Linked DNA regions of Homo sapiens: region 1 is linked to region 2. Evidence: chromatin loops called from intact Hi-C (ENCODE). Cell type or tissue: OCI-LY7. All regions are shown on one strand. Links, peaks and the distances in the headings refer to the core of each region. The heading gives the core; the rest is flanking DNA.

Evidence for each region. Hi-C counts contacts between places; a loop is a spot of excess contacts. Peaks named below come from ENCODE experiments on the same cell type or tissue, not always from the same donor. Only the 100,000 strongest peaks of a DNase experiment are listed, where the experiment ranks them.
Region 1: a loop joins it to region 2, with 17 times the contacts of the local background. A loop is called at or near these places in 49 of 110 quality-filtered maps.

The regions. Positions count from the first base shown.
Region 1 is chr6:46,088,252-46,092,658 of GRCh38, reverse strand. It overlaps a transcript of CLIC5 not described here. Among named protein-coding and RNA genes, the nearest start is that of ENPP4, 40 kb to the left of the region's middle. In OCI-LY7, for the core only: CTCF peaks have their summits at 2,141 and 2,355 (motif pointing left); a DNase peak (open chromatin) is centred at 2,338.
Region 2 is chr6:46,624,589-46,628,995 of GRCh38, reverse strand. CYP39A1 (cytochrome P450 family 39 subfamily A member 1) reads left to right here. Exons shown (of 12, transcript NM_016593.5): 7 at 3,488-3,578. Among named protein-coding and RNA genes, the nearest start is that of CYP39A1, 26 kb to the left of the region's middle. In OCI-LY7, for the core only: CTCF peaks have their summits at 2,302 and 2,504; DNase peaks (open chromatin) are centred at 1,396, 1,795 and 2,525; H3K4me3 peaks cover 1,613 bases; H3K27ac peaks cover 3,519 bases.

The sequences.
Region 1 (4,407 bases), core at 151-4,150, 540 kb after region 2:
ATGTATACACACACACACACACACAAAAGGGAATAATTCTGATTTTGGTGTGGATTATCTGGAATTTAGAGATACGCCACTACTTATTTTCTGTTTAGTTTGAATGTTATGAATGGTAGGAGCCAAGACTTGAGTTAAAGTTTTATGGATACTTTATTACTTAGGTAGAATCAGGGCAGGAATAAAACACATTTTAGGTTAGTCTGTAGATTGACTCTAGAAAAATAAACATTAAAGAGAAAAAAATAATAATCATGAGGAAGACTTGAGAAAACCTGCAAAATACTTTTGTAATTGGCATTGTTTAAAAATGCTTATCTTGTTCTTGTTTCTCTAGCAAGTCTCAGAAGACACCATTAGAATTTAATAATCATTTCCTGTAGGAAACTGAGTTATTATAGTGTGAAAACGTGGGTTTTGGATTCAAATACTCTTGGATTCAGGTCTGGCTTCTCTGCTTATTGTCTGCCTGACCTTGGACAAATCAATTTACCCAAAACTCAATTTCCTCAGGTGTACAATAGAAAAATGAATTGCGTATAGAGTAGTTGTGAAGATTGAATGTTCTTCACAAGCTCCTAAGAGTTGTTATCACCTCACACCGGCTAGAATGGCTATCATCAAAAAGAGGAAAGATAACAAGTGTTGGTGAGGATGAGGAGAAAAGGGGACGCTTGCCCACTGTTGGTAGGAATGTCAATTAGTACAGCCATATTGAGAACAGTATGGAGGTTCCTAAAAATATTAAAAATAGAACTACCATAAGGTCCAGTAATTCCTCTACTGGCTATATATCTAAAGGATATAAAATCAGTATGTCAAAAATATATCTGCACTCTCATGCTTATTGAGGCATTATTCACAATACCTAAGATATGGAATTAACCTCTGTCCAACAACAGATGAATGGATAAAGAAAATGTGACATATATACACAATGGAATTATATTTGGCATTTTTTGGTATGAACATGGCTCACTGCAGCCTCGACCTCCTGGGCTCAAGCAATCCTCCCTCCTCAACCTCCCAAGTAGCTGGGACCACAGGCATGCACTGCCATATCCAGTTAATTTTTATTTTTTAATCTTTGCAGAGATGGGGTCTTTCCCTGTTGCCCAGGGTGGTCTTCAACTGAGCTCAGGTAATCCTCCTGCCTTAGACTCCCAAAGTGCTGGGATTACAGGCATGAGCCACCATGCTAAGCCCTGTTTAGCCTTTAAAAAAAAGGAAATCCTGTCATTTGCAACCACATGGATGAAACTGGAGGACATTATGTTAAGTGAAATAAGCCAGGACAGAAAAACAAATACTACCACATGATCTCACTTATATGTGGAGTGTAAAACAGTGAAACTCATAGAAACTGAGAGTAACATGGTGGTGGCAAGAGGTTGGTGGGTTAGGGGACTTGGGAGATGTTGGTCAAAGATGCAAAATTTGAGTTAGACAGGAGGGATAAGTTCAAGAGACATATTGTACCCATCTAGTACTACAATACATGTGTTAAAATACCTTAAACAAATTAAATTCAGTAGAGCTTAATCGCTCAAAGAAGATGTGTGAATCAGGCAGCATCCCCAACCAGAATAGGTTCAGAGCAACTTCGCGCTGCCATGTGGTTGGAGAGGATTTACAGACAGAAAAAGGAAAGTGACCTCCAGAAAATGGAGGTGAGGTACCTAAACAGCTGGATTGATAACAGCTTGTTGTTTGCCTTATTTGATCACAAGTTTGAAGAGTTGCCCATCTTTGGCCAAAACTTGCTGATTGTTGCAAGAGTAGGTTACAGTCTGTTTACACACCACATTAGGTTACATTTCACTATGTACAGAGAAACCTTTAGGCTGAACCTAAAACATGTAAGAAGTCAGCTTTAGGTTAAACTTAATTTAATGCATTGTATATTTGAAAATTTCTAAAAGAATAGATTTTAAGTGTTCTCATTGCACAGGCAAAAAATAAGTATGTGAGTTAATACGTATGTTAAGTGGCTTGATTTGACTATTCCACAATGTATACACATATTAAGGCATCGTGTTGTGCATCATAAGTATATACAATTTTTACTTGTCAATCTAAACATTTTTTAAAAATTAAATGTGGGTTGTTAAATGAACTGTAAAAAATAAGTAAAAGGCGAATTGAGCTCCAAACTAAAGTGACACATAGATCAAATATTTTTAACATAAGTTTAGAATTTGAGGCATTTTATCTTCAAAGCAAAATAATTGGGAAGTGGAAAAAAAAAAAAAACCCATCAAGTTGACGAATCTATGAACTAGCTCTGACCTAGACCTAAACAAACTCAGCTCTGGAGGAGGCGTTGGGGTCGGAGCCGAAAGCAGGCAACAGTGCCACCTGGTGGATTATACATGCAGAAAAACATTCAGAGTTTTCAAATCCTGAAGGTGATTTCACACCTGATCCCTTCTTGGATATTTCAAGTTTTTACCTTTGATATAAAACGTGTTCATTTTTATTGTATTATCTGCCATCAGCTTCAATTATAGACATCTGGTATTTTTCTAACTCTACAGACCTACTTTTTTATAGAGCATATATTTCGTTTTTTGTTGTCGTTTTTAAGTAATGGAAGCAAATTTTAGTGCTAGAAGTTTAGTGTCAGCTGTTGGGGGACATGCACCCTAATCTTATTACAAACAGCAGAAAGCAGCCTGGCTTACTGCATTCCTGTGCAAATCACGAAAAATACTGTCTGTTAATGTCTTTTGAAGGTGGCAATTACTGCAAAATGTAATCATCAAGATTTAGAGTAACTATCAGCGTCGTTAAAAGAAAATATGTCCCAAAATGTATAATAATAAATGGAATACAAAGCAGAACTAAGTTCCATTAATATGCTCACATGTTGAAATTACTCATGTTACCCGTACATTATTTTTTCCCCTCCAGAATCTTCATTGTGAACTCATAAGAAAGTTGATGTGGCTTAGTTGTGGGAGAAGGGGAGGAAACAGTCACTGAACACACCTGTGTAATCTGCCAGGCTTCAAGATTTTACATATTGTATGTCATTTAATCTTTCTACCCACAATAAAGAAAAGGATTTGTGTCACCCGATAGCAAATTCTACCCCTCCCACATGGGCATGCGAGGTGTGAGTATCCAGGCAGGGAAAGTGGAATGAATCACAGTGATAGTTAACATTTCTGAGAGTTCATGGACCCTCCTGAAATCGTCTGGCCACAAACATTATTGCATAGGGTTCTAGAATGTTCCTTAACCTCCTGAAGCATGTTACCTTCATTTTTACAAATAAGAAAATGAAGACTGGGAAAATTTAGATGATTGTGCCCAAGGTCACCTGCATAAGCAAGCAGTAGAGGCAGCATTTACACTGAGATCTGTTTGGCACCAAAGTTTTTCTTACTCCATGTTGCATTTTGCTAAAACAATATGCAGTTCATTCTCCCTTCATCTTCATGACTTCTGTTAAACAATAAATACTTCACTAAAACCTTGATGGTTGCTTTTTCTAGTGCCACAATTCTGTAATTTGCCTTCTTTGTCCCCTACTTCTACCCACTCCTTACCCAAATGTAAACCAACACCAAAATAGAATTTAAATATGCATAGATCAATTGAGTACAGTATCTATTAATAGGTAAATTTAAAGGAAAATTAGACAAAATCTTAAGGCACCATGCAAAACATTAAGTGAGCCCTTCCCTGCTGCAAGCATTAATTACCCTTTGTGCTTTGTAAAGTCACCATATCACAGCCTGGGAAGTGCATAGGGACAAGAATGAGAGAAGATGTTCTTATTTATTACCTGATTTGTTGGGACGATCACTTGTTCAAGCAAAATCCTCTGCCTTTTAAAAAGTCATTTGGCTCAAAAATAAAGAAAGATATCTTTGAATCTTCTAAATCAACAAATGAGATTAGCTAGTATTTGAGTATTTACCATTTGAAAATATTTGCTGGTCTTGTATAAATGCTTAAATTTAATGTATACACATTATATAATGTCTTCTTTCTTTTTAAAAAAGAATAAAAATGTACATGATTTCAATTTTAAAAATATAGATACTTATGGGTAGAAAAGGAGTTAGAGAATGTTAACATAATTATCTTTGGGTAGTGGAAATGCAGATTATTTTTCTTATCTTTTTCTATAGTAAACATAAACTATCTTCATAATCAGAAAGAAATCTTCTTGATATAAAATACATACATCTTTGACACTACACAGGAATCCAAGAAATTCAAAATGACAGCTGTGTATATATTTCAAGCTAAATGTGTGTTTCTTGTGGAGTACTATAAAACTGAAGTATGAAGGGACAGATAATTTGGGGCATGTGTCCCCATACCAGTGAAATTATAGGAGTCAAGTGGTATTTCCAAAGCCTTAAGTACTTTCTTTATCTTTCCTGGATGGTT
Region 2 (4,407 bases), core at 106-4,105:
TAATGCTATACCTACCTTAAAGGGTTGTTGTAAGGATTATTTTGGTAAGAAATAGATTGTGGCTAATAGCACCTGGTTCAGCATAGGTCTTCAATAAATGCTAGTTTTCTTCCCTTACAAAAATTATCTCCCTAGTTTCAGTCAATCATTATTTTCAATGGCCCGTTAATACTGAACATAGGCTTCCAAATATTTGATGGCTCAAAGGCCCCAGAGTGGGAATATCCACTGCTATTCTGCTTTAGTGACCTTTATTGCTGCTGAGAATACCAGAAGCCCTACCAGAGGTGTAGGTGGTGGGGCCTGTCTTTTCCTGGAGCCCAGAGTATATCTATATCTCCTCTCTCCTACTTTGTACTCTGCCTCAAGGCCCATAGGACTCAGAGCTCAGGCTTCAGATGGGTTAGGCACTGGGTCACTAGGAGGCTCCATTGTGGCCCAAGATATTAACTATAATTTATGAAATTATTTTTATGGGAAAACCATTTCTAAGTTCCAAGAAATTTCTGACTGCCAAATGATTTTTTTAGAAGATTTCTCCAAACCAATCACAAAGCTGACATTTTACCTTTTTTATCTGCTGCATCTCTTACATTCTTTCTAAATACTTTCAGTAGCAATTGCTACCCCATCCCACTCTCAACTCCCACAGTATTTATTTTTTGTAACATGTGTTTGCTCTCTCACTGTCTTGTACATTTCGTTCATTTTTCTCCAATATGTATTCATATGCCCAACTAAATGTGAAAATACTTTGGACAGGAATTATCTCCCAACATATTTGTGTTTACCATGATCGGTAGAAGACTCTCTGGCATGGTATGAAGACTCCATCAAAATCTCTTTTTGAATAGATAAATCAGTACCAAAGAACACACTCAATTCATCTTCTCTTTGACACAGCAAAGATACAGAGTTTTCCTCCTTGCCCTTTCTCTCATTTGTTCTTACCTCTCCAAAACAATGGAATGACATTATGGTGGCTGCTTCTGCAGTTCAGTGAGCTGAGTGGCCCTTCTTCTTCTTGCCCATCTCTGACCTTGGACTTGAACTGTTTTACAAAATACTAATTGGTACTGTTGGGAGCAGTTTTCAACCCCTTTCCCAAATGTGGGTGCACAAAGACCTCAAAGTCACTTATTCTTGCTTATTGATGTAGTAATACATATAAACTTTTATTAACTATTTTATATGCCTTTTTATCTTTTAAAAATACTTTGGCTTTTTTAAAAATAGAAAAAATTTTAAAAACTGTAATCTGTTAAGGAAAAAGGAGACATTAAAAAAAAGTGGCTCACGCCTGTAATACCAGCACTTCGGGAGGCTGAGGCGGGCGGATCACAAGGTCAGGAGATCGAGATCATCCTAGCTAACACGGTGAAACCCTGTCTCTACTAAAAATACAAAAAATTAGCCATGCGTGGTGGCAGGTGTTTGTAGTCCCAGCTACTCGGAAGGCTGAGGCAGAAGAATGGTGTGAACCCAGGAGGCGGAGCTTGCAGTGAGCCGAGATTGCGCCACTGCACTCCAGCCTAGGCAACAGAGCGAGACTCTGTCTCAAAAAAAAAAAAAATAAATAAATAAAAGTAACAGCCATTTGTAGTTTAGCTAAATTGCTTATGTTTGTCATTTAAAAAGTAGTATCCAATTTTATTGAATCTCTAAAGCTATATTTAGGCACATACAACTATGAACATCCGTTTTGCGTAACTGAAAATCTAAGTAATATGGCTTGGCTCTGTGTACCCACCCGCATCTCATCTTGAATTGTAATCCCCACATGTAAAGGGAGGGACCTGGTGGGAGGTGATTGGATAATGGGGACAGTTTTCCCCAGGCTGTCCTTGTGATAGTGAGTGAGTTCTCATAATATCTGATGCTTTAAAAGTGTTTGGCCATTTTCCCCACCCCCTTCTTCTGCCACCGTGTAAGATGTGCCTTGCTTCCCATTTGCCTTCTGCCATGATTGTAAGTTTCCTGAGGCCTCCCCACCCATGCAGAACTGTGAGTCAGTTGAACCTCTTTTGTTTATAAATTACCCAGTCTCAGGGAATTCTTTATAAAGAAGTGTGAAAACAGACTAATACATTATGTCTTATCACTATTTTTTTCCCCAACATGAACTCTGACTCTTCAAGTAAGATGAAGTGAGTATGGAGTAGTTATTAATTGAATTCAGTAATTTAGCACTTTTATCTGTAGTTAATAGTAGAAAGGGGGCCTGAGTAGAGACAGGACAAGATAGTTCTCTGAGCATCTGTTTCATCATCTGTAAAAATGAACTAGAAAATCTCTAGGATAAATCTTTCTTAATCTGGATAACACTCCTGAAAGAAAGCCTCTAAATTGAGGACCCTTGGTTCCCCTATTCACATCGTTTATGTAAACAGTACCATATTTATCCTTGCACTATCAATTTAAAGTTAGAAAGGGAAAAATAATGAACAGTATTGAATTTGGCTTATTTGAGCACTTCTTTTCGGACAATTGCTCTTCCTCTTTTGACCACAGAGGGGAGTATTGGTATTATTTAAAGGTACATAATGTTACCTCACAAAAGAGACAGACTAAATTTAGTCAAAATATTGCATGAATCATTTCAGGACCAATTCTCCTAGATGAAATCTCTTTCATAATAAATGTATTTAGAAAAAAATGAAAGTGAAACCCACACTTCTTTGGATGATTTTATACAGGTTTTCTTTATTACGTAACCTAAGAATAGAAGCAAAACTATTTACCTGAGGAGGAAGTTAATTTTTAAGATGTAAAGCAGTATGATTTTATCTTGTAATACCACAACGAGGAAAGATATGAAATAAGTTTGAGTGGCCAAGAGAGAAAATGTGCAAATATACTATATTCAATAGCATTCAAGTGTGAAAGGACTCAAAAATTTTTTTTCTTTTATTTACTAATTCAGAGCCAAAAAAAGCCAAAAAAAAGGACTTTGTTTTTGACATTGAGTACTCTCATAATTTAGTTTACGGGATGGTTTCCTGCTGCATTTTCCTGGGCTTATTTAAAACTACTGTGTTTCAGTTGCAGAATATAAAATGTGCTAATTCACTTGTATTCTAAGGAAATTAAATCTTAAGAAATGTTTTTGTTTTGGATTAATATTCTTAAGTGTCATAACTAGTTGCTTCTGAAAATTTAATATATGCCTATATAATATTTTGTGTTACTCATTAGTAAAAATAACAACTTTTCTCATTTTTAGTGAAGATAGATGTTTAATCTATTTAAATTATATAGTTAAATTATAGTGACAAAATAAAAATTTAAATCTGGCTTCTTGGAGATATATTACATATCTCTTATTAATAATATCTAGTTGTTTTCAAAATATGCTTTCTACTAATGTGCTCTTAAGGTTAATTTAAACATCATCCTTTTTAAAAAATATATGTATGGCTAATACTAAATATGCTTTTGTTCACCTTCAAAGAAGTTCATATTTTTGATATATGTTTTTCTTTTTAAGGTTGCATTTTGGACACTTGCATACGTCCTTTCTCATCCTGATATCCACAAGGCCATTATGGAAGGCATATCTTCTGTGTTTGGCAAAGCAGGTACTAAACCTTATTATATAGGAAGACACAGCTAATAATGCATGTTTGTCACACATTATTGGCAAAGCTAAATACCTATAATTTTATAAAAATTCAACATAATCCAAAATTCAACATAATTTGTTATATATCAGGATATAAATTGATCAGGTAGAATCCTAGAGTTTAATTACTGTCAAGCATATTTTTGTGCAACTCCTTCATTTTCCAAATGATGAAATCAGTGCTATAGAGATTGTGATTTGCCTAATTTCCTTACTTAAATATATATACACCTGTTTGTTCTTCTAATGTCTTGGATCCTCACCTCAATTGAATGAATGTCCACAGTTTTCAAGTTCAGGATTTTTCAGATTTTATAAAAGTAATAAGGGTATATTCCATATATTACATAAGAGCCCTAATAGGACTGTAGAGGTCAGGTAAGGCTTGCTACCAAAGGATTATTAAAAGACAACAAACAAAAAACAAGTAAACAAAAAGAAATAAAAAAACCCTTATGGTTGTTAGAAATTTGAGGATTTAGGAGCTGCAAATAGGGATTGTTGCCTTGAACTCTTTAGTTCAGATGTCAGCTGTTTATTTATCATCTCTTTTAAAAAGCAAATACAAGCTTGAATAGAGAGTACTCAACTACTTGTTTATTCAGCATAATTTGACCAATCTGGGGAGTTGACTTTTTTAAACTTCTTAATATGTCGTATTATGTATCCTGATATAAAAAGAATAAGAAATGATAGGGTTTTCTTGGAAGAAAACAATATAATATTAGGGCAAAAGGTATGATGCCAGTTAATGGTTTTCCCTCTCCCTTCCATGATTACTGAAA